Regions from separate parts of the Mus musculus genome. Here all the other regions are linked to region 2. Evidence: chromatin loops called from intact Hi-C (ENCODE). Cell type or tissue: left cerebral cortex. All regions are shown on one strand.

The links. Peaks named below come from ENCODE experiments on the same cell type or tissue, not always from the same donor. Only the 100,000 strongest peaks of a DNase experiment are listed, where the experiment ranks them.
Region 1: a loop joins it to region 2, with 2.3 times the contacts of the local background. A loop is called at or near these places in 4 of 42 quality-filtered maps.
Region 3: a loop joins it to region 2, with 6 times the contacts of the local background. A loop is called at or near these places in 5 of 42 quality-filtered maps.
Region 4: it touches region 2 in a loop (2.6-fold over the local background); 2 of 42 quality-filtered maps call a loop at or near these places.
Region 5: it touches region 2 in a loop (6-fold over the local background); 2 of 42 quality-filtered maps call a loop at or near these places.

What each region holds. Positions count from the first base shown.
Region 1 is chr4:33,663,144-33,668,143 of GRCm38, reverse strand. No RefSeq gene overlaps it. Among named protein-coding and RNA genes, the nearest start is that of Gm32955, 63 kb to the right of the region's middle. In left cerebral cortex, a CTCF peak has its summit at 2,395; DNase peaks (open chromatin) are centred at 3,134, 3,544, 4,420, 4,993 and 1 more place; H3K27ac peaks cover 250 bases.
Region 2 is chr4:33,519,161-33,524,160 of GRCm38, reverse strand. It overlaps Gm52726 (a long non-coding RNA gene), which reads right to left. Exons shown (of 3, transcript XR_003955376.1): 3 at 2,940-4,739. Among named protein-coding and RNA genes, the nearest start is that of Gm52726, 12 kb to the right of the region's middle. In left cerebral cortex, no CTCF peak of the experiment used is centred here; DNase peaks (open chromatin) are centred at 218 and 2,998; H3K27ac peaks cover 1,984 bases.
Region 3 is chr4:33,918,102-33,923,101 of GRCm38, reverse strand. No RefSeq gene overlaps it. Among named protein-coding and RNA genes, the nearest start is that of Cnr1, 4.0 kb to the left of the region's middle. In left cerebral cortex, no CTCF peak of the experiment used is centred here; DNase peaks (open chromatin) are centred at 1,475 and 2,201; H3K27ac peaks cover 1,157 bases.
Region 4 is chr4:33,891,247-33,896,246 of GRCm38, reverse strand. Gm33105 (a long non-coding RNA gene) reads left to right here. Exons shown (of 5, transcript XR_390460.2): 4 at 752-1,183; 5 at 2,127-2,719. Among named protein-coding and RNA genes, the nearest start is that of Gm33105, 11 kb to the left of the region's middle. In left cerebral cortex, no CTCF peak of the experiment used is centred here; DNase peaks (open chromatin) are centred at 968, 2,188 and 2,929; H3K27ac peaks cover 1,061 bases.
Region 5 is chr4:33,792,789-33,797,788 of GRCm38, reverse strand. The region is part of intron 3 of Gm33059 (a long non-coding RNA gene); the gene reads right to left. Among named protein-coding and RNA genes, the nearest start is that of Gm33008, 3.7 kb to the left of the region's middle. In left cerebral cortex, no CTCF peak of the experiment used is centred here; a DNase peak (open chromatin) is centred at 2,122; H3K4me3 peaks cover 50 bases.

The sequences.
Region 1 (5,000 bases), 140 kb before region 2:
GGGGGGACCTGAAGGCTGAATAGAGAGTCCTCTGGCAGGACTTTGTGATGAGGGCACGTTCAGATTTCCCCTCGTAAAGCTCATTGATGTTGTGCTTAGACTTCACATACCCCTCCGTTTCCCTGGTCACATGAGCACTAATGCTGTAAAGATGCGAATGAGCAGAAGCAGGAGCCAAGCAACATTAACTGCAATGGCTCGCCTGTGCTGAGAAAGGAAGGACACGCCATTCGTCCACCGGCGTGATGAGACACAAACACCCCTGCTCCACTACTCTGGAAACTAAAAGCAGCCATGTATAACTGGAGCCTTCCTACTCAGAGGAAGTTTAAGGAGTGAGACCCCAGCTTACCTTGGGCAAGCAGCACCAGAACCAAGCCCCTTCCATCCCTTAGTCCGCAGCTCCACCCCCACCTCCACCCCAGAAGCTGAGAGGCAGAGAAAAAAGGCGCAGCCCTGCCTAGTCAACAGCTGTTTGCCTTCTAGAGGAAGGGGATGCTGTACCAATGGGAGACTAAAGAGAAAGTGAATTGGGACAAGAAATGCCAACTGTGGAAAAACTGTGTTTAACTGACTGGTCAGATTCAGGTCTGGGGGGGGAGCGGGGTGGAGGGCGGGGGACGGGGGGAGGGGGAGGCCTGCCAGGAACTTTTGTAATGATTTCTCTCAGAATGGTTAGGACTGGTGTGTAGTGTGAATATGAGTGCTTTCATATGTATGTGTTTGGAGACTTTCACACATTATACATATTTCATGTTCAGGAACATTTTTGGGAAGCATCCCAAACACATTATGTATGTACAAGCTTCCCCCACCCTCACCCCCCCACACACACACACACATACGCACCCCCAGACATGGAAGACACCACTTTGAGAAACAGTCCTTTAGAGATAAGGAAAACCAAGACGGTTGCCTATCACCAAGCTGAAGGAACTGGCTCAAAGCCGTGTGGAAGGGTTCTACAGCTGCATCCCAGCCAGGAGAGCAGGGGTACAGGCAGTGCAGAGGACTATGGGCTCAGACATCTGTGGAGACCGCACAGTGACTGCTGAAACGAGAGGACATGTGCTTTGGGTTGCTTGAGTTTCAATGGTGCCAACCTGAAAGTCTCTCTGCTCTCAGCAAAGCTCTGATGATTTAGGCTAGCACAGTTCCCTGCTGCAAGGCTCCACGGTGTTTCTACCCTGGAATCACAGGAGCTGGAAACCCAGCTAGGCAGCTTTCATACCTCAGTGCCTCTGGAGGTGGTTGTCATGAATGAAGTATGTTTTGTTCCCAGGCTTGAACACACAGGGGACACACAGGGGTCGCTGCTGTGGGCCCAAGTCCAGGGAGCAGAACTTCTGGGACAATGTGAAGAGACACAGAGTTGTACATGAGAGTGGGCTCTGCCACTATCTGGCTGCAGAACCTTGGGTTGTTCTCTGGTCCAAACAGGGCTCAGATCTTCCACTCCCAGCCCAATGTGACCATGATCTTGTAGTATTATTCTCTGGGTGACCTCAACCCGCCCTAAGCCTCTGCTCAGCATAGCCATGTTTGCTCAGTTAATATGCAGAGCACCTTTATGTTATTCCTGACCTCATCCAGTTAGTCCAAAGTGTCCCATTGAATGTTCTGTGGATAGAAGAGGTGGTGATCAGTCACATCAACCCCTGGTGCCTCTTCCTGGGTCCCTGCAGGGAGAACCAGCAATGGGAAGCACAAGGAGGAGGAAGCAGACATGCTGACCACAGGACCTTGACACGGACCCCGAGACAGCTCTGTTCCCTGACACTGATACGAGGCCATTAGCAGCCTCCAGTCAGCGTAAATCCCCTGTCTATGGCAAAGTCAACAATGGTCACCAAACGCTCTGTTTGCTCTTCTACACTTGGCAGCCATTTCCAGGAAGCCCATCTCTGTCATCAGTGTTCCATTGGACTGTGAAAAGACGCTGTGTGTCACTGGGTAGACAGTGGCAAGCCCTGAGTGGACCTCATTCTCTCTGCCTCAGTCTCCAGGGTCATTCTAACCTTCCAGAGCCAAAGTGGCAATGATAAGCAGAACCCACTAACCAGCACCACCCTAGTTCACAGTGGATAAGTAATACATACAAGAATGACCCCTGCCAGTTTGGAGTCATTTAGTGACACAGCCTGTCTTCGGCACAATTAGCCTCAGTGGTCAACCTCACACATCTGGGAAGAAATAACCTCAACTGAGAGATTGGCTCCATCAGATCGGCTTGTGGGCATGTCCGTGGGGATATTTTCTTGATTGCCCAATGATACAGGAGGGCCCAGCCTGCTGTCGGACAGTGCCATCCCTGGGGGAGGTGGGGCTGGGCCACATAAAGAAGCTAGCTGAACAATTGCCGGGGAGTGAGCAGTGAGCAGCAGTGAGCAGCAGTGAACAGCAGTGAGCAGCAGCGAGCAGCTTCCTCTGGTTCTCTGGCTCTGCTCCACCGTGAGCTCCTATCCTAACTTCCCTGATGACTGACTGGACTCGAGACATGTCAGCTGACGAAGCCCCTTCCTCCCCAGTTGGCTTCTGGTCAGTGTTTTATCACAGCAACACAAAGCAAACTAGAACACGCCCTAAAACTCTGTCTCATCTTCTCAATCCAAACGCAGAGAATTTCCTTATTCTCACAAGTCTAAGCCACCCACCCATAAATATGAGATGACAGTCACAACAACACAAAGGGAACATTTGACCAAAATGTAGTCTGCCTCCGTCTTCACATCGCCTCCCCCGTGCCGTGTCTGTCTCAAAGCTCCCTCTGCCTCTCTTGGATGCAAACCATGATATTTAGGGTCCACCCGATAAACTCCCCCTCTGAAGAATCCTAACTCCATCACATCTCGGTCACATAAAGAACTCTTTACAGGTTCTGCAGATTAGGATGTGGGCACCATCCTGGCCCAACATCTCAGAGAAAATGAAATCTCCATTCTGTAATATTTGTTAAATAGATCAGGAAACCATGAGTGAGTCCCTTAAAGGCTTGACCACATCTGTAATCTCTAGCTCTGCCCCAGGCTCCCTATCACACCCACTGGCTGAATGTAGGTTCCTCTGCTACACCTCTAGGTCCCACCCATCACCTCCGTCACTCCTCAGTACCAACTGTGAGCAAAACATCCTGACTGCGCTGCTCCCAGGCCTCCGCTAACTCTCTGGCACAAAATTCAATGTTCCTGGAATAAATATGTGAGTTCATCCCAAATTAACGACAGGAAGTAAGAAAAGCACGGAATTACTGCAGTGTGTACCCCTGTACATTTTCCTGGATTGCAAGCACTACACTGGGTTGGTTGTAGTGCAGAAAGATGTTCCTCCATGTCTAGGAAAAGCTGCACTTGGCCCCGAGCCTGTGGCTGCTGGCTCAAATATGGACAATATGATTTCTTTCCCCTTTGTCCAGCCATATTCTTGAAGCCTGTGGGGTCCAAGACCTTGCTCAGGCAGAGAGGAGGAGTAACTGACACTCAGGAGGCTTCTTTTCCTTCCACGGTCAACAAAAGCTGGGGCTCAGAGTGAGGCTTACCAGATGGAAGGAAGGCTGGGATCCAGGCGCCACCCCACACAGAATCAACACTTAATTATTATTCACATTAAGAATGAGCATAACTGAGCAGAGAGGCCAGCTCTGAGATCGGTGTGGCAGTAACGGAGGATGCAATCTCTGAGTTGACCCCTACAGATGCATCTGAGATGCCCCGTTCTGCTCTTATAGGTGAATCCTGCAGAACCCATCTTCCTCTGATACATACGTGAGGGCTAAGTCTCGCGCATTATTCGAGGTCTGCATTCTTAGTCAAGCAGGCCCCTGGTTGCTGCTAATGTTAGGACAGACTGGCTTAAAGAGCAATCAGCTCTCGGCTTCTGATTGCTGTGGGCTCTTCCCATTACCAAGACATTTGCTGCCAGCCAAGAATGTTCGGGAAATGCACAGAATTGGGAGCCCACTCCTTGAGCAATCTTCAGTGGAGATTGCCCAAAGTGGCATGCTGACACCAACAGTTCTGCCAGCGCTCTGCTTAACCAGACAGTCCTGACACAAGTAAGTATTCACTACCAATGCCTGGGCTCCCTGCAGAGCCCTGGGCTTGTAGATCAAAGCTGAGACCAGCATGTCAGGGGGACCAGAATGGCCATAAGAGAAACGAGACAAAATGACCTTTTAGCAAGAAGGCAGCTAGAAAGAGCTGGGGCTCTTCTTGTAAGGTGTGGAGGCCAGGCCTGCAGACAAAGGGATGTTCATGTTCCTACACACCCTGGCCTTGCCACCCACTGTCAGGGTGGAGCCATGAAAGCACTCCATGTCTGTAAACACGAGCGTGCACACCCCTCCCCCCTCCCCAGTCATTTTACAGTGCCTCTCCTGGCTTTCACACACTCTGTTGTTTAAAGCTGCTGCAGCTTCTCTGACTAGCTGCTTCTTACTTCACCCATCACAGCAGCAAACCTGGAGCTGCCAAGAGGAAGAAAGCAGCCTCCATTAACCCTGTCTTCACACCAGTCAAGTGCATTAGCCTGGAGTCTTAAACATGAAGGCAAGTATCCTTTTGTGTACAAACAGAAAACTTCTGGGGAATGTATAACAAAATCTATAAGACGGTGCTCTGATGTGGAAGAGAGGGAGAAAGAAAACAGGCTTTCACTCCTTTTTTTGTTTTGTTTTGTTTTGTTGGATTTTTTTTTTCTGCAGTGATCTCACACATACACACACACACACACACACACACACATTGTGGTCAGAGGAAATCAATGTGGATATTTTCTATTTTAAAGAGGAGGAGAATGAGTTCATCTTTTGCTTCTTCCTTTGCCAGAGAAATGCAGGAAGATCGTTGTGCAGTTTACAGAGACATAGGCGTGTCTGGGAGGGGTGTGCTTGCACTCGAACATCTAATAACGGCGAAGCGTGCATACGTGTGACTGAGAGCAAGGGGAACAGCGACAATCTCCGACAATCTCCGCTCTGCCTTCCATCTGCATCCTCCTACTGA
Region 2 (5,000 bases):
TTTCTTCTTGTCACCTTGTCGTACCTGCTGGTTTGGGGAAATCAGAAGAGATTTCTAGACTATTCTGCTCATATTTCAGGCTGAAATGCATGAGATGGGATAGAAGATCATTCCCACCATTCTGATAGTTCTCCAGGGAGTTGTGTGCACATGTGTGAGCATGTGTTTGTGTACACACACTTATACACCCACACACCCACACTTGGATCTCAGAGCTAGACAAAGTCCTAGTGATCCAGATCTGAGTCATCACACCCAGGGTGGCCGCTTCACTTCTTTCTGAAATGTAAGCTATGGGAGTTAGAAAGACCGCCCTCCCCCTCCTCATACCTCTCCCCCCCCCCCAACTCTCCTCCCCCCAGTCCCCAGACATTGCATCTGCAGGCCAGCTGTCGCCATTATCCTCACTAGGGGACCCCTTCCAGCAGTCACCTCCATGAGTTCCCCACCCTGGAAGATTGACGAGGAAGAGGGAAGAGGCTGCAGAGCTGCCTCAAGGGAGAGACAGCCCATCCTGGCCTCCAATTTGAAACAAGATGAACACTTTGAGAGTTCTCCTAGCCAGGGTAGTATGGGCTAGGTGGGAGGTGGACTGAATTCCCAATCCAACTGACAGTATGAACAGTGGGTAAAGTGACCTTTTAGAAGCTCCCTGACCTCTGTTTTACTCTTTCATCCATCCATAGTCCTAGTGGCCCTCCGGTGGCACCTGAGTCCCTTTGTGTACAGTGCAGGAGTGCAGGAGGCACACCCTGTCCTTGTCAGGTGAAGATGGGATACGACCAGCTGGAGGACAGACTGAGGAGGCCTCCCCGTCACCGTCAGCTCTCCGAGCCGAAGGCTCTGCTCTCACAGATCCAAGAAGGGCCTTTTGAATTTTCCTCTGCTGGGTAGAGGGATACAGATCCTTCCCACACATTCTGTACAGCTCAGAAAATCCTCTACAGCACTCAGGGTGTTTTGTTTTGTTTTGTGTTTTGTTTTGTTTGAGTTGAGTACTCAAAATATCCAGCAGAGATGGATAAAGAAACCTCTCTAAGGTAGTCAATTGGCATGCTCCACTGGGCAAAACAGCACCCCTTCAGGTGAGTCTTCCAAGGAAAACCAAATAGCAAACAGACAGAGGTAACATCATCAAATGTATGGGCATGACATCCAGCAGAAACTAACTAGGGAAGCTGAGACAGTCTACTGGAGTTCTGGACTAAACTTTCTCTCAATGAGTGACCTTCCTTCTACCTTCTCTTCCCCACTTCAGAAAATTTCATACCGTGGGATAAACAAGAGGAGCCTCTGTTGGGTGTTGGGAAAGTTTCCCTGGGCTGTTTCCTTGTTCTCTCCTTTCTGCCACAGGGGTCAGCCCATCCCCAGATGAAAGGTCTTAGAGAGAGAGAAAGAGAGAGAGAGAGAGAGAGAGAGAGAGAGCACTTTACATATCCATGCTTGAGTCTGAAGTCTGGGGTGGGTGAGCAGGGCATCAGACTTTCATAGTTAGTTTCTCAGTGAGCTCAAAAAGCCCATGGCAGCAGCTGTGACATGAGAGACCGAGGAAAGTGAAGATACACCAGAAAACAAGACCAAGGAACGAGGTGAAGGTCATAACTGCCTGAATCTCTACCACCTCATTAACTGCCAGTGTCTCCCATTGGCCAAGCCCAGCCGCAGCCCAGAAGCCAGGATCGTGGCAATGCAGAACCTTCCCTGAACAATATAGACAACAAACCTGGCAACATTGTCACCTGGTGTCCTGCTCTTGGAATGGCCTTTCCTGTTTGCTGTCACAAGGTCTAATACGCATTGCCATAAGCCTGCCTTGGCAAATCTCTTCTGGCTCCCTTCATTGTGGGAGCTCTTTGTGTGTGCTATGTGCTTTCCACCTGGTCCGGCTCTTCCCCTGTGTCCCACTCACCCACTACTACTGCATCAGAAGCCACCAAACATAGTGGCCCAGCACAGCAGAGTCACCTAATAGTTTTCATGGCCTGACATTGATCCAGCTTCTCTGCTCTCATTTGAAGTCTCCCATAGGCTACCCTTTGGGATCTCCACAGGTTACCCACCTATGGCGTTCCTCAGCTACTCAGGCAGGAGCCTCAGGAGAGACCAGTGTAGAAGATCAGGAGAGAAGGCGAGGTCATCTTCTGGGAGCACATACTGAAAGGTCGTGCTGTGTTCCTTCTGTTGAACTGTGCTCATCAGACACAGCACAGTAACTCCACTCAGCTTCCAGAAGGGGAAAACTAGACTCTTGTGGGAACAAGTGGCATCGATTACTGTAGATCCACCTGTGACCAGTCCTTATCCATACCACCCACACCCTCTTTGGGCCCACAAGGCAGAACAAAACAACTCTACAGACTCCTTTCCTCATACTCCATACAGTGGGTACCAAGGCTTGGAGACTCCAACCCCTTGAATGCCTCCAACACGTCACTAGTGGCTACACTTAGCTTTCATTGTCTCCTCCCGGTCACCCTCCTCCTCTGCAGTGTCCCCAACCATCCCTGGGATACACTCAAACCATCCACACTCCTGCACTCTCCTGACTGGAGCCTGAAGCCTGCTTGTCTCCCTCAAGGGATGCTGGAACATAGGTCTTCCACTAGTCTCTTCTGTAGTCTCAAGACGAGATGATGACAGGATAGGGACGGGGCAGCAGTGGGGAGGATGTGGAGGAGGGTGGAGGATCTTTGATTGTTTGTGGAAGGCATTCTCTCTCCAGAGGCCTGAGATAGTCTCTTAGGCTTCACATTCTACGTCTGAATGCTGGGATTTGCAAAGAAATTGTTACTGGAGAGACAAATGACAACTTTCGTCATTTTCTTGCTTCTAACTTATCATTTAAATATGCGTGTCTAGATTTCCGAGTGTCATCTCGTGAAGGAACTATTCTTACTGTTAAGGGACATCCATGCTAAAATTGTGCACGACTCAGACAGAGGAGACAGACACAGGGAGAGTCACTATGCTTTTCTTTTTTTGGTAAGAGTTGGGGGAAGCGCAGCAGAAGGACAGAAAATAGAAAAGAATAAAGAGAGATCAGCACTGTGGCAGATGGAAATCGTCAGGCGGCAGCAGCAAAGAGCTTGACGGGATGTGTCTCCAAGGAGAAGGGACTTCAGAGCTGCACGACCATTTATTTTATGTTTTTGCATCTGAAACTAGCCATTTTATGCACCGGATAAAAATCAAAGACAATCAGACCAAACTAGTTTTAATTTGGGACTTCGAATGTGATCCTTCCACAGAGAACTCCCTCTCACGACATCTGAAATCACCAGCTCACTGAAGGGAGCTGCAGAGCCATCAGCCTAGATAAGTGTGAACTTATTGCTTGTCAGAAAGAAGATGCTGATAAGATCCCCTCTCCTCTCAGGGGAATTAGGAAGTCTAGACGAGATGCAGATTAATGGCACACCCAAGGAGCATTCCTTATGGTTGTTCCTGGTTTACAGTTGGTCCAGCTTTGGACTGAGAAGGTTTGCAAGCAATGAGGGGCACAGCAAGCATCCTAAGAGCCGACTTCTCTTGATGTGTTTTCCAGAGTGAAAGCTGTCTGTTCGTTTGTTACCTAGTCCGTAAGCCTGAAGCAAAGGGGGCAGAGCAAAGTCTAGGAAGCTGTGCTGCGCATGTGTGCTGAGATTTCCTCTTCTCCAGATCTCTGTCCTTTGCCAATCTGGTCCACAAGGAGAGACCAGGTGGCCCTGCAGCAGGGCCAAGGCCAGGTGATCCGGACAAATTGAACTTCTGCTCTGAGCTTTGGGATTTGTACCCACTAAGTGCCACAGGCTATCAGAGTGGCACCCTCCTGCGCTGCAGATGGGCTAAGGGCCCACAGTTGAAGCTCAGAATCTGCCTGCCTGTGCGACTCCTACCCTCACCTACTTACTACCTTTTCTCAGCAAAGGCCTGCGCATGAGTTCCTCCCATACCGAGAGCTTATGTTGCTTTTCAGGAAAAGCTTCCAGAATCTACTCTAGCATCATGAAACTGGCTCCTAAGGAACCATCACACAATGGCACAGCCAATTTACTTAACCAATGACTTTGACGTGACAAGCTCCAAAGCCCTAGGCAGAACATAGTTTTCTCCAAAAAGATGCATGCAACCTGCAAAGAAGCGTGGCGGGTGTGTGTGTGGGGGGGGAGCACCTTACAACTGCACAACGGATTGGTTCTAAAACTAACTACTTTCTGCTTAACCACTCTGTGAGCAGCGCTCCCCACGCCAGGGCCTGAGGGACATTCCACCCTCATACTTACTAGGGGAGAAGATTTGAGTTCTTCTGTGCCCCTGCCCCCTTTGCCAGCCAACCTCACAATCAGTTTGTTTGGTTGGTTTGGTTTGTTTGTCTTGAGTAAACCTGTGCCACAGCATTGCTGGAAGGAAGGCAAAGGGCTTCCACTCAGCATCCTTCCTTTCTCTAGATCACTGGTTCTCAACCTTCCAATTGCTGCAACCCTTTAACACAGTCCCTCATATTGTGGTGACCCCCAACCATAAAATTATTTCTGCTGCTATTTCATAACTGTAATTTTGCCAACCGTTGCTCTGGGCACATGCTGACTATTGTAGAAGCTTTTTCCTCTTTCTCGTGGCTAGACCTCTGTGGGAACACTGCAAACCCAGAGCCGGGTGGCATGTTCTTACTGCCAGAGCTATGATGAGGCTCAACACTTCATTCTTGCCTGGTGCCCTTCAGTTGTTATGAAAGACGGTGGGGTTGGAGACACAGCAACCTGAGGAGAGAACACAGAGAACTCTTTTATTTATTTATGGATTTTTGTTGGCCACGATAGGGATCAAAGCCAGGACTCACAGGTACCAGGCAAGTGCTTTATCCCTGAGCTATGCACAGCCACTCCAGACTTCAAATCCCCAGCCTTTCAGCTGGGGTCAGGAGCTATCTGAAGGACCAGCTTGTGGCTTACTTCTTCATGAAGGATGAGGACCAGAGGCATGGACAGTGTGTGGGGAGTGTTCAGCAAGAGGCCACAAGC
Region 3 (5,000 bases), 400 kb before region 2:
AAATGCTTAGGAGAGATGATTGGGTGGATGTGGGATACCATTTGAGCCTTAAACCTGCTGCCTAGGCACAGGCTCTGCTTTGCCTCCTTCCACACATCTCCAGCATAAAGGCAGCTCTTTCTAAAGATTTACAGGAGAAAGAGGCTTCGTCGTCGTCTGCCCCTTTCTTTCAGAGGTCGAAGTTGCTATTTTAGCCTCACCTCAGATTCCTAGCAGAAGCAAACATTTGGGGGGGGGGGGCAGACATTGCTTTTCTTGGGACCTCCCAGACTCTAGAGAAGTCTCAGCACTACCTGCTAGCCAGGAAGCTGGCAGTTCTTGCTCTGCGTGGTCAGGTCAGGGAGCCGGGCAAGCTTTCGTGTGGGTGTTGGTGCTATTTAGCCACCCAGGTGGCTCAGCACTGTTGTTCAGCGTCATTCAGGTGTTAAACACAGACAGACCCTGGTAGTATGTAAAGGACCTTCTTCCTCATATTGATCCACCGTCTTGGTGGCCCATATCATATCTGGAGGAAGAAGTCATTTAGTCATTTGCAACCTGTGGGAGGTACTCTACATAAGTCTTTTATCAACACCAGCTTTTACTTCTTCTAAGATGGAACTCAGTTTCCTTATAAAGATGTTGATGCTTATTCGTGTCTCAAAATCATCCCAAATCTCTGATCGATGGTGTACTTTTTCACTGAATCCTATGAAACACTAACACCATATCTATCTATCTATCTATCTATCTATCTATCATCTATCTATCTTAAATGCTGGGAGTCTGTTGGTTGACTGGCTGAAGTGGTATGTGGATTGAAACTATCAGTATTAATCTAACCAGAGAGAGATTACAGAAGCTATTACTATTTAGCTAGTTATCCTTCTGTTAACTTGAATGGGAGGCCTAGAGTCTGACATCTGGAAAATTGTACCAGCAGTATTCAGAGTTCAAAGATAACCCTCAATAATGGAATCAAACTTTGACTTGTGACCTGGTGTTTTATTAACACAAAGGGGTACTCTGTTAAAACAGAGAGAATTATGCTGTTTGGAAAGTGCCCTTCCTGGGGGTATGCATACATGTTTTTCAAGTTCTGTCTGCCCCAAGCTCATCAGCCAGGCAATGAGCTGCTGTATGTTTCCTTCTGAGTTGGGGAGCTAAAAGAGAGGCAGGCAGCTAACCGTGGAAAAGCCAGGTATTCTCTGATGCCTTGGACTTCAGTTTGCAAAGATCACTTTTATATGGGAGGAAATGATCTACAGCCCACATGCCGCTGGGTGTATCTTGTGCTCCCGGAGGAGACATCAGGGATGGCAAAGGCAGAGCTGTCAGTATCCCTAATAGGAATACTATACTAAGGATACATGGAAACATGACACAAAATGTAAATGACTCTTGATCTCTACAAACCAAGGGTGAATTTCGAATCCACGTCCTTCTGAGGAAAGACCTGTCAACTCTTTAGCAGGCGTCACTAGTTCCTTCAGACTCTCTGGTTTTTCAGATCTTTATTCTTTTAAAATTATAACAGGGCTGTGATGAGCCAATTTGCTGCTGTTCTGTGTAATTTGGGTTATTCATTCAGTGGGATGTAGAAGATGAGAACACAGTTAAAGTGGCATATTTAAACTTCAAAGAAAGATCTCAATTTGCAACAGTCAATGTGCTCCTAGTTACACTAGACACAGAACATTAAAGAAGCAATGGCTCGCTCTGAGACAGCCGTTGGGTCCCAAAGAGGTTGCACATTGAGGTTGCTCCTTTAACTTGCCGTGGTTCATCAGACCCAACCCCCACTTTCAGGGTGATGGACAGTGGTTCCTTTATTCAGGAACTGGCAAAGCAAAAAAAAAAAAAAAAAAAAAAAAAAAAAAAAAAAAACGTCACTCTTTTTTAGAGTTTGGGGCCCAAGTTTGGGCCCCATGTCAATTTAGCATGTGCAGGGATGATCATTCCACAGGGCTAGAATGCTGGGTAATTAAAGATATTTAGGGACTGATCTGGCTACACGATTTCATTCTAATTCAGAGAGTAGCTTTAGAATTCCACCAGCTGTTGCTGTCTCTCCTAAGAAGTGTTAAGGCATTTTGTATTGCAGTGGCTCTGCCTTGCTTGGTGGCCTGCAAGCCCTGCAGCCCAGGTTCTGGCAGCTGCAGTGTGAGGTCTGAAATGGCTGCTTGTGATATGTTCCACCAGCGATGTAGCAGCCTAAAGAACCACCCACATCGCTTCTGTGTGCATCTCAGAACCACGAGCTGCTGCTGAAGAAACTGGAGGCTCTCTGTCATGCCACCATCAGAAAGTAAACGTCCTGAGACTGCCTTCAAGTGGAGAAGCTGGTTGTCAGGATGAGTCAGGAAGAAAAGGAAGGAGTGGAGAAGGAAGGATGAGGACCCCCTTGATCTCAGGATACTCTGTTAGATGCAGAGACTATCATCTTTCCATACAACTAAATGTGTGCTAGTTAGGGATTTCCTTTCCTTTCCTTTCCTTTCCTTTCCTTTCCTTTCCTTTCCTTTCCTTTCCTTTCCTTTCCTTTCCTTTCCTTTCCTTTCCTTTCCTTTTTCCTCTCCTCTCCTCTCCTCTCCTCTCCTCTCCTCTCCTCTCCTCTCCTCTCCTCTCCTCTCCTCTCCTCTCCTCTCCTCTCCTCTCCCTCTCCCTCTCCTCCCTCTCCCTCTCCTCCCTCTCCCTCTCCCTCTCCCTCTCCCTCTCCTCTCTCCCCTCCCCTCCCCTCCCTTTCTTTTCTTTTCTTTTCTTTTCTTTTCACCTTCTCACCTTCTTTCATTAACACGCCAGATGAGCAGTTGCAAGGAAAGCCAAGAAACGACAGGATGGCATTTTCTTCTGCTCATGTGTTCTGTCGTGGTTTTGTAGCCAAGCAGAGGAGCAGTGATGAGGAGATGGAGTACCCATACCTTCAGACCACATGAGAGTCATGCTCTAACAGAATAAACAAGCAGAGGGAGAAAATACAGCAGCAAGGAGCCAGGTAAATACAGCCTTTGCTCCCCTTGATGAAGCGCAGGCAAACCTGTCGCCGATGCGCTATAATTAAAAGGGCTAAAAACATATATCTAAATATTTATGTTCTAAAAACTTGGGATAAGCAGCAATATAATACTATAAAAACAGCAAACAATAGCCAGGAGTGAAGACAGACACTTTTTAGTCATGCACAGCCCTCCTTGAATAGGCTTAGTTACTTTTCTATTGCTGTGATAAGACACCATGAACCAAGGCAACTTTGTCTTTCCAAGAAGAAAGAGCTTATTTGGGGCTTACAGTTTCCAAAGCATGGTGATTATGGCAGGAAACCTGGCACCGGGTAGCCAGGCTGGGCACTGAGCAGTGGCTGAGAGCTCACCACCTGAAATAGAGTCACGCGGCAGAAGAAGAGACAGCAGGACTGGTGTGAGCTTCTGAAACCTCAAGTCCAGCTGCCAGTGACATACCTCCTCCAACGAGGCCACAGCTCCTAGTCCTCACCAAATAGTTCCACCAAATGGGGACCAAGTCTTCAAACACATGAGCCTATAGAAGCTGTTCTCATTCAAACCACCACATTCGTGTTCTTGGTGGTTTCTTTGTTTCTTCATTTTGTTTTGACAACTTCGAGTAGGAACTTAGAAAAGAAAAGAAAATGACTGCCCTTCTTGAGAAAAAAAAAAAAAAAGAGTAAATGTAATAATGGATCTAACCTCCCATCTGGCATCTGGAACTTGGGCTCTCAATAAAAATTGGGAATTTGCAAAAGCCAATGCTGTGTGTTCATTTCTTTGTCTAAGTATATCTGTCATTAAAGCAAACAGGTACAGCTTAGGCCTTAGGAAGGACTAGGTATAACAAATGGTTTTCTAAGTTTTTGTTTAAAGAACTATAGATTTGGACAGAGGTAGGTGAGATTCAAGGTCTTCTAGCCCTTCTCTATGCTGATGATGGCCCAGACTCTTGATTACCAGGTATAGACCTCTCTTTTCTAAGAGTTAGAGCTAACACTAATCTACCCTTACAGTCACTGACAAATGTCAAGTAATATAATAAACATGGGAATCACTGGGAAAGAACACTGGAAAGATTGTTAACTGTCAAGTGATTCCTTCTTGGGAACAAAATTGCATAGGTTATTTTAACCACTGTACTTATTTCAAGAAAGAACAATAAATAAATTGTGACTCTTTGAGCGGGGGAGGGAGGGCTTTTATGAAGACCAAAGAAGAGGCCATAATGTGTGAATAACCAATGTGGCAACTCTTGAGCGACAGTATGGGCTGTACTTACAGATGATTAAGTGTATGGAAAGGAGTATCGGTTTATGGCCCAAGGTTGTCACTCTTCAGGGTGGGGATGATTACTATGATGTCATTGATAATGTCTCTCAAAAGCCATGTCTTAAGAGCTAACCCTCAAGGTACTGATATTATAAAGTAAGAATGTCTGAGGAGTCGGTCATGAGGGTTCTGCTTTTGTAGAACAGACTGAGAAAATATTGCCTTGCCCCTCTACCTTGTGAGGCTATGTGAGGCATTTGCCCCTTTCCCTATGTGCCCATCCACCTGTGGTTATTGCTACTGTGTGCTATGCTACAGACTATGGCCTGCTAAATGCTAAGTCTTCCACTCAAGGGGACAGAGTTTGCTCATAAAAATTGAGAAGACATATGATTGATTATTCCTTAAAATACATTTCTCAAAGCTGAATACTCAGTATTAAGACTGCACAACATATGTCTGTGTGGAAAATTGACTAAAATGATGCTAACTTCCTCTCTGTGTTGAGTGTGGTTCCCAGATTTCAGAAAGCCAGCTTAAATATAAAACTTCAATGTGTAAATCAATTTAGAAGATATTCATAATTTCCCCAATAAGAGCTCGTGTAGAAAAAAAAATTGAGGTGACAGTTTCTTACTGTGAAAGTTATAAAAGAGCATATGGAGAAAATGGACCATTGCTAAATGTCATTTTAGAAAACTTTGATTCTGAGGTTTTCTGCCGTTCAGTGTTACAACTATGCCCTCA
Region 4 (5,000 bases), 370 kb before region 2:
CTGCCCTCAAAACAGAGATGAACTTGGCTGTTTTCAGCTTTTTCTTACCGAGATAAAGCATGCTATTATAAATTCAAATATATGACTGGGTCAATGATGAAATAACATGAGATTTCTGAATACCCAAAACAAAACAAAAAAGGGAAAACTGTGAATTAATAAGTTGATGGTTGTTTATAATATAGTTCAAATTTTTAATGTTTCTTTCATTTAGCAAGACTGAAAGCTAAAAAAAAATTATTTCCATTAAAGTCAAAATAGAGTAAAATTGTATTAAATGCAACTACAAAATAAAGGATCTAATCTAATAAAAGAAAAAGGTAGGCAACACCACCTAATATCTCTGCAGTACCCAAAGTTCACACCTAAAGGAGCTTTCGATGCAACATACATAAAGCTAGTTGATGTGAATAAATAATTATTTTTTCTAGGATTTGGTAGCAAAAGAAAAATATTTTTATTCATTCATTCACTCATTCCATACTTATTATGTCTCAACCACAACTGAGTACAAAGGCAACAAGGCCCACATTCCTTTGGGGGAGATAGGAATCTCCGCAGTGGCTTTTAGGAAAACAGATCTTGAGATAAAAGAGGCACAAATTATTTACTGGAAAGTTTGGAAGGGGGGGGGGGGAAATCCAGTAGAAAAAAATCAGAAATATTTTGTAAAGAAAAAATAAGAACTAAACCTTATTCTGCTGAAGGAACATAGCAACAAAATGACTCCTAATGACATTTCTACCCACAGAATTGTCACGTAGCTGTCATCAGAGAAGCTCCCGGTCGGTGGGAATCAACGTGAGACCCACAACTTGACAATTACGGAGACTGGGGAACTTTGGGACACTGGGTAGTCTTTATTAAACCCCTTCCCTCGATGCTCGGGGATCTATGCGGGAGAGGAGGAAGAAAGTCTGTAAGAGCCAGAGGTGATGACTCACTGCAAGGAAAGTGTCTTCCAAGCACAGCAGGGCTGGTGCACATATGAACTCACAGAGACTGTGGCGGTAGCCACAAGACTCTCACAGGTTCTAACCAGGAAAAACGTTATGACTGAAAAGGGAAGTGGACACAAAATCCCATCCTTTACCAGGAAGTGATTTACAACTGATACTTGCTGAGAAAGGGGAAATCGGCTTTCTCCAGTGAAACGACACTGAGGATATCAGCCACACTCCAGGTATTCTTCATAAAGCCCAGGAGTAGTTAGGTAATACAAAATAGACTCTTAAAATTTTTTGTTTGTTTATTTTTCTGGTGTGCGTGTCTACACACCCGTGTGTGTGTGTGTGTGTGTGTGTGTGTGTGTGTGTGTGTGTGTGTGTGTGTGTGTGTTGCTGAGTTTCTTTTTTCTTTGATTTGATTTTCATTTTTGATAGATTTGTTTTCGTTTGAGAGGGAGGACATGAAGTTGTATAGCTAGGGAGTTGGGGAGGATCTGGGAGGAGTTGGAGGAGAAAGAATATGATCAAAACATAGTGCGTAAAATTTTTAATAAATGATAAAAAATACTTGGGCAATCCAGGAAGCTACCCTTTGTCTAGACCATCTGTGCCAAGCCTTCATAAACCCCAAACAACAGGGACCCTATTCTCTTTTGTACACCATTAGTCTTCCTCCCCTGAGATTCACACCACTAGTCTTAACACTGCTTCCCCCAACCCTGACTGTCCGTCAACCGACGCTGCTCATGCCCCTTTGGTCACTTCCAGCCTGAGTTCCCAGAGCGTCCTCCTCTTCCCTGACAATGCGGTCATATTGGTTGGTAGCAGGACTCTGTACAGACAGTCCCCCCAATATATGCACACTTCTATGATTATCTTCAATACCCCATTCACCCATGTGATTTCAGAGTCACTCCCTGGCCTTTGTCACCAGCAGCACTTAGGCAAGCTCATCTAACACATCTAAAGCCCTGTTTTCTTCCCAAAGCTCCCATTTCCTGAAGCACCCTTCCTGTGGGGTGGATGCCGCCCACTCGGGCTCTCCCGTTTCTTCCTTCCGTTAGTCCGGGTCATCTTTTCTCCTGTCCTGATTCACTTGAATTCCACAGCCTTTCAATAGAACCACCCTCTTACACACGTTCTCAACATCTTTGCCCTCTGTCTTTTCACATTCTCTAGGGGGAAAGCAACTCTGAAGGAACCCAGCATCTGCCTTCTCTGGGCTGGCGCTCACGCAGCCACCATATGGTGCCCACCCACGCCATCCTCCAGTGTGTTCTCCCTCACTCGCACAGTCCTAGCGACACTGGCCTTTCCACAGATCCTAGGAGCTCCAGCAGCTTTGAAGAGAGATCTGTTCTCTTTCTTCTTGGAATGCTTTCCCTCACAACTCTAGGCATGGCTGGCCCCACCTGGCCTTCACACCTCAGCCTAATAAATAATAATTAGCAGCTCCTGTTTACAGAGCACTTGCATTGCACTCAGTGATTTATATAAATCTGTCCAAACCCAGGGCTTTTAGAGTAGATGGCATTATCATCTTTATTTCGTCGCTAGAGAAATTAAGAATTAGAGGCCATGTAAATTATTCAAGCTCACATTGGATTTAGTACCACGCTAGTAAACAGAGAACCTGAATAATGTGTTTCTCTGTTTTGTCTCCATTCTTTCATTCTTCAGTCTCCACAGATGCACCCTTCCAAAGGCACCACAAAATAAGTTGTAACATTTTTTCCAGTTTTCAATTATACATATATTCATTGCTATGGCTCATTTGGCTTTTATTTTTTAATTTTTATTTGTGTGTGTGTGTGTGTGTGTGTGTGTGTGTGTGTGTGTGTGTGTGTTAGAAGACAACTCTGTGGTGTTGTTCTCTCCTACATTTACATAGGTTCAGGAATCAAATTCAGATTTCCAAGCTTCTGAGTCATGCCTTTACCTACTGAGCTCACTCACTGGATCCTTTCTTGTATGTTCCTTCACTGTTGCTCTCCTTTTCTTAGATGTAAGCTACACAGGCGTCCTCTGTCCAATTCACATTCTGTTGTGCCCCAAGGCTTAGCAATGTGTTCATCCAAGAACAAATATCAGCTCATACTTGTTAAATGGACAGGGAAAATTGAAGATGAGGCCAGAGCTGACAGAATGGGGCATTTTACCAGAAACTGTCTTCAACAAAGACACAGAAGAAGCTGCAGGTCATTAGCATGATTGTAGCATGAGGATTCTCACCCTGTGTGTGCACTGGGGACATAAACAGAGTAAACACCTGATAGATCGAATTGTGGCACAGACCTGTAATCCCAACACATGGGAGACAGCAAGTTCTAATCAGGTTTACAGGGCTTACTGAGACCCTGTGCCTAGACACCAATGGCCAGGAATACAGTCAATGGTAGAACATTTGCATGTCACAAGCAAAGCAAAGCCCTGGGCTCAGTCCCTAACACCACACACACACACACACACACACACACACACACACACACAAACACACACACGGAGGAATATTATGTAAAACAGAAATGTAGAGGGCTTGGGGTCACTTTGAGGGCTTCAGGGGAGGGTGGGCTAAGTCAATAGAGGGCTGTCCTCATACAGCCTTCATGCTGGGGCCTGTTGAAGCTCAATAGCCCTTCCCAAACAACTAAGACCGGTACTAATAGAGCATAAAATGCCACCATAGAAACATCCGAAGACAGGCAATTCACCCAGATAGGTAGGAGAGATGAGATAAGCAAGCTGCAGCAGAGAATTTTATTACATTTGATCAAAAGTCATTTCAAGCTACTTAGCACAGTCACCTACCTGTCATATTTAAGGTAACTCACAAAGATCAAAATGGATCAAAGCTAAAGTGAGGTTTTTAGTGTGCAGTAACATTGCAGCTCGGCTTTATGGGGTGAAATCTTTCAGGAAGTAATATATCACAGAGTCACTTTAACCACGGTGTCTAATCCAGCTGCAGCACTAAGTTTGAAACCAAATAAAGGCGAGCCTCTAAAGTGATGTCTTTGTTTACACGCCATCTCCAGTCACTCACTTTTTTCTGATGTTTTAAAAATTACTAGAGTTTTACAATGTGGCCAAGAAATCTTCAGTTTGGTGCCACATACACAGGACAGAATAAAAAATTCAGGAGTTTCGAACTTCACAGAATAAGGGAGCAGAATCGAACTGAGGCGTTAACAGGCATGAAAGACACAAAAGACACATCATAGTCAAGTAAGCCACAGTTCTCAGGTTTCCACGCAAATCCTATGCTGAGCACTGGTTCTGCCATAGAAACTGGAGCTCCTGTTGGCTACGAGGGGTGCCTTCAGTGTCGAAAACAAGGAGGTCCACAGGATTCTAATTTGCTTCAGGTTTCAGGAAGGATTTATGAAGAGAACAAGAAGACCCAAAGGTGAGGAAAACCTCACAGTACAGTCACTTACTTGTTCACCTGAACGGGATACTCAGAGCACAGGAGAGTGGACTGACTACTTCATGGGGAGTTGAGGGGACGTGTCTTGGCATTGCTGTGTGACTGGAGTCCATTCCTGGCTGTGGGGGACTGCACTGGTACTTGAACACAGTTCCACAAAGGCTTCTCATCCAGCAGGAACATAGGCTCCCGGCTTTGGGGCTGCAGTTAACTGATAGTGCCACAATAGGATTGCAATACTGCTGGATTAGTACATCTGTCTGCTTCATGGCGTCGGTGTGCTCTACCTTATAGGATTGACCATGGATTCCCATAAGTGCCTCTGAGGACAACACTCCTCTGTGACAGATTCTCATTTGCTCACTGTCATTCCTGTGGAAGGATCATCCCCCAAAGAAGCAAGCTAGCAAGATTTGTACAGGGATAAATTCTGGTAAGTTAAGTAAAATTAGGTATTGGCAAAATGTGGAGATGCCAGGAATCCTCTGACTTCTACTAGATAGCTTGACCTAACTCTCCAACTCTTTTCCGAAGCAAAATGTAAGTACTCCTTAAGGATGTATAGGCTTTTCCCCTGTGGGCATAGCCACTTATACTCCACGTAGACAATGGCTTCAAGAGGGAGA
Region 5 (5,000 bases), 270 kb before region 2:
TTGCCCTTAATATTTTCTTCATGTTAACTGACTGGCCGACCTCTCGATGTGATGAAAACAGATTACCTTAAAACTGATCCACTAAGAGCAAGCCGCGCCGTATTTGTCATCCATCTGTATGATCTGCCGCTCACCAGAAGCGAAACTCTCAACCGAAAGAAATAAAGATAATGAGGCTGAGGAGGCAATTGTGGCGCTCGCCTGATGGTGAACATTTTCATACCTCAGGGAAACTGATGGCTAAGGTTGCAGCAATAATATCAAGACTTAGCTTGAGACTGAAAATTACACTAATTTCTCTCTTTTTCCTAAATTGCTCTGACCTAGGAAGCCAGCTAAGAAAATCGAGCCACCTGTAAAGCAGGTGTAACCTCTAGAAAGACACAAGCTGCATGGCAAGGAAGGGGGTAAACTATGGGAGGAGAGCTGGGCGTTGTGGCGCACGCCTTTAATCCCAGCACTCAGGAGGCAGAGTCAGGCAGATTTCTGAGTTTGAGGCCAGCCTGGTCTGCAGAGCGAGTTCCAGGACAGGACAGCCAGGGCTTCACAGAGAAACCCTGTCTCGAAAAACAAACAAACAAACAAACAAAACCTATAGGAGGCACACAACCAGAGTTGAGTCTTGCGTGGTAGAAGTCCTGCATATTGTGGTCACACTTGATGATGCCTGTACTCGCCAGCTCCTTTTCAGTGTCCTGTGTTAGGACAAGCAATCACCGTGATTATGATCTCGAGAAAGACTTCAGATATGGTCTTCCTCACCCATCCCTCAAGTGCACAATTCCACACAACAGAAAACTCACCAGGAACACTTCATTCAGTGTTGAATTATTTCTCTGGTTTATTTTACCACCTGTGTTAATGTCTGGGACTTCTGCAATAGTTACAAAAGACTACATTGTCTCTTTGCTCTGAAGGCTGTGGTCTGAGGTAATGGTGCCACCCGGGGTTGATTAAAGAAGCAGAGAGAACCTAGTCTAGGGTTCACTTCAAGCTTCCAGTGGTTTGGGGGAGAGCTCTGCCAATTCTTGGCTGGCTAGATGCATTCTTTCAATCTCTACTTTCAGCTCATGGAGACTTTTCATACCTGTGTTCAAATTTCTCCTTTTAACAGTACACCAGTCCTACTAGATCAAGGCCTGCCTTAATGATCACACTGGAAAGACATTAGTTCCAAAATACAGTCATATCCTGGAGAGTTGGGGTTAGAGCTTCAACATATCTTTTTGGAAGGACACATTCAATACTCTGATACTAAGTTAGTTATAGATTTCAGCTAGTTTGTTTGTTTGTTTGTTTTAACTATTCTTAAATAAGAATTTTGTCCCTGAAAATGATAGTGTTCACTGTCTTGAAATAGCATTGCCTTCTCCAATTGTAGGTACTAGATCTCCCAAGAAAAGAGCTAGTCCCCCTTGGGGCTTAACCATTACAGTGGTACTTAAATCCATGCCCCCTAGAGACTCTACATTCCCTTCTACAGACTTGTTTTCATTGGTGATCAAGATGAGTGGCATGCTGCCTCCGGAAACCCTCCCATTGCTAGCATGCTTCTCCACAACTCTCCCATCTCTGCTCCAGGCTGCCCACTGCCCTTTTTCTCAAGGTTGAAGGGGATTTCGGAGTTGAGGGAGGCGGCTCCATATCTTTTTGAAAGATTGTAAAAGATGACCCCATTTCCTTTAGTTGCAATCCTTCCCACTGAGAATGCTGGAATTTCCCCCAAGGTTGGGTATGGGGATGGTCTAGTACAATATGCAGTGCCTCTTCTCAATTCCCATTATAAAAGTGATGCAGTTCCCATCAGGAAGATGAGATGCACCCAGTGCAACTGAAAGACACACCACCTCTGGGAGCCTTGGACTTAGAAGACAGAAGGCAACATAATGGGGTCCCAAGGACAAGTGCGTGACAGTAGGAAGAAAACCTGCTCCTGTCCTTGCTTACCTTGTCCATGAGGTTACTGCCAAGCAAAGGTAAGCAGACCTCAGAACAAGCCCCACAACTCATCTCTCTAGTAGTCTATTTCCAGCTTTCTTTGCTTAAATCCTTGAGTTTTCTACTACAGATGGCCATTTTGATAGCAGGCAGTTAGTCATCCTTTCCGGTCACACGTAAACCTCCCACACTGGGGCCAACTCAGAAACCAGAATTAAAATGCATTTGAAACAAGCATAACAAATTTGGCTTCTGTGAGTGAGCCTGAGATGACTAACACATTTTCCATACAGGTCCCAAGGCCAGGAATTATAGTTTTCCTCATATCGCTCTCTTCATTAAGCCTCAGCCACAGTGAAACATTGCTATCAACTTCAGTTCAACAACTCAAGGATTCAAGCAAAAGTAAATCACATTGGAAATAGATATACTATCTAGCTTAAGATACCTGCTTACCTTTGCTCACAGTAACATGTGACAGTAATCGTCCATGCTGGTGACACTGAAGTCTCTCTGCAGGGACATCGTGAGTGGTGTGGAAAGCTTAGAAATAATCAAATGGTCTTCCTTACAATTGTGGTAGAAAGAAGATATTTCTTGAGAAAAAAGATAATTTTCTATTTTTATTAATATTTGATGAGTCAGATGGCAGTATCATGTGAATTTTTAAAATATATGCTTGTGTGTGCAGTGAAGGAAAATGTTGCCAAGCAAAGAAACATGTTCAGCTCTGACTTTTTGACTCATGTTGTAACACGTGTGTTTCATTTTCATTATAAACGCAAGGCCATGACCACTTGCAAAAGCAAAAGAAGTGCTTGAGGTTTGTCAAGCAAACCAAAAGTAAACAAGAAGTGCCAGGTTACACTGTCACTTGGGGAGGATGGGCCACTTCTCTAGATGGATATAAAGAATGCTTCCTTACGTCAGCTAGAAAGTAATTTAAATCCATAGAGTTGAATAGCAGAAGGTTGAGAGCTGAGTCTAGTCAATGCTTGCTGGTTATCTATTCCCATAGTACTTAGGATACATTCAGAGAATACAAAAACGTGCCCTTTCCCAGTGATAAATGAAGTAAATAAGTCACACAGGAAATAAAAGCTAAGAAGCAACTGGGTAACATACAAGGGAGAAACTATGGAACCAGGGTGTCAAGGGAGTGTCCAAGGGTCCAACTCTGGAATCAGGGTTCTTTAACATGCTTGCTCTGGAACTGCCTTTTGTCTTTCTCACCGTTCAACAAGGAGGCGAGCACCATTTCTGGGAGGCTTTGCTCCTGGAATAGGACTGGGGGGCAGCTTTAATCCCTGACTTTGTCACAGCAAGAAGGAACCACAATGGGGAGGTCTGCTGGCGAGAGAGACGGAGGAGGAATAGCTACACAGAGGAAAGCCTGTCCACCAGGCACTGATGAAATTATGCAGTTCAGGTGTGGAAGACTGACTGACTCCCCATACACCCGAATGACAGAGTTTGAAGTCTGCTGTGGTTACTAGAGATGAGACTGGCTGATGAGTGTTCTCAGCAAACCACTCTAGCAGAAGTATGGCTTGAAGTCGGTTTGGTACCTCCTCTCACTTGCAGGAACGCTAAGCTATACTTCCTGGCAAGCCCATCTTCCCACATAGACATGGATACTGATATAAGCCTTGACATGTAAAGTCAGAGCTCTGTAGTCCAGGAACATGCCTGTGAGTCCTCCCTATTGGACCTAGAGGAAAAGCCAAGACACTCAGACGGAGAAGTACCACCTGCAGAAAGGAGAAGGTGTTGGGTGTTAGGTTCTTCTCTATGAAGAATAATCCCAAGGTACTATTCAAATTTAGGAGTATTCAGATTCAGTATCAGGATACTAAATTTCAGTCTCTTTCCTTCCTTTGACTTCCATCTCCCTTCTGTTATGAAAGAATCAGGAAGGAGAGGAAGGAAGGAAGGAAGGAAGGAAGGAAGGAAGGAAGGAAGGAAGGAAGGAAGGAAGGAAGAGGAAGGAAGGAAGGAAGGAAGGAAGGAAGGAAGGAAGGAAGGAATAGCAGAGGAAGGAAGAGAAGAAGAGCGATGGTAGCACCTCATGTCGAGCAGCAAAGTGGGATTTCAGTACGCTGTAACACACTGAGATGGAACACCATGCTTCTGAAGGTGAGGTCTGGTGATGCACCGGGCCTGCTGAGAGTGCATCTGTCAAGCAGTGGATATGACATATGCACAGTAGGCCAAGGGAAGCCAGCATGTCAGTGGGTGTGGTGTGTTTTATGGATACGTCTAATGGTCATCTTCCCTGAAAGCCACCAGAAGGAAAACAGCGAGATGCCATGGGGCACGCAAATAAAATTCTCTCTGTGCTCCAAGAAAAAGAAGACACCGTGGAAACAAATGCAGAATGGCAGGCCCTGAATGGCTGCTTGAATCAGCCAAGAATCCAGGGTCCTCTCACCTCAGTGCTCAGGCTTTCTCTGTGAGAGAAGTGAGCCAGGGGCACCGGCTTCAGATGCCTCTGTTGGCGCAGCGTGCAGCCTCTGTCTGACCCTGTGGTCCTTCTTAGAGACCTCTGTTATGTTTTCCTGTCACCACAGGCTAATGTCCTGGAGCATGTGACTCTCCTCCACTGGTGGCACCGTGTTGGGGAGTTTGTGGAAGCTCCAGAAAACCGCAGATGGAGGGTGCAAGTCACCAGAAGCAGGACGACTGGGTATATTATCTGGGATCTTTTACATATTCGTCTCTGCTTCTTGCCTGTGGCGGCACAGTAGTGTCAGTCTCTGCTTCATGTCTATGGCTTCACAATGGCCACCCACCTTATGTTCTGAGTTTTGGTGGACAGAAACTGAGTCAAAACAAACTTTTCCTCCCTTACGTTGTTAACTTTGGGTATTTTTGTCACAGCCTTCAGAATAGAAGCTGAAACAGCCCCAAGCAAGGTTTCTCTCTGTCCTCGCTGCATGGATACGGGCATGCGTGCTGCCTATCACTGGAGAGGAGACCTCAAGACCAACATGATCTTGAAGTGTGGGGGATTAAAGAGGACCTGAACAAAACTGAAGGTCCTTAGAAAAGGGAGGAAGACT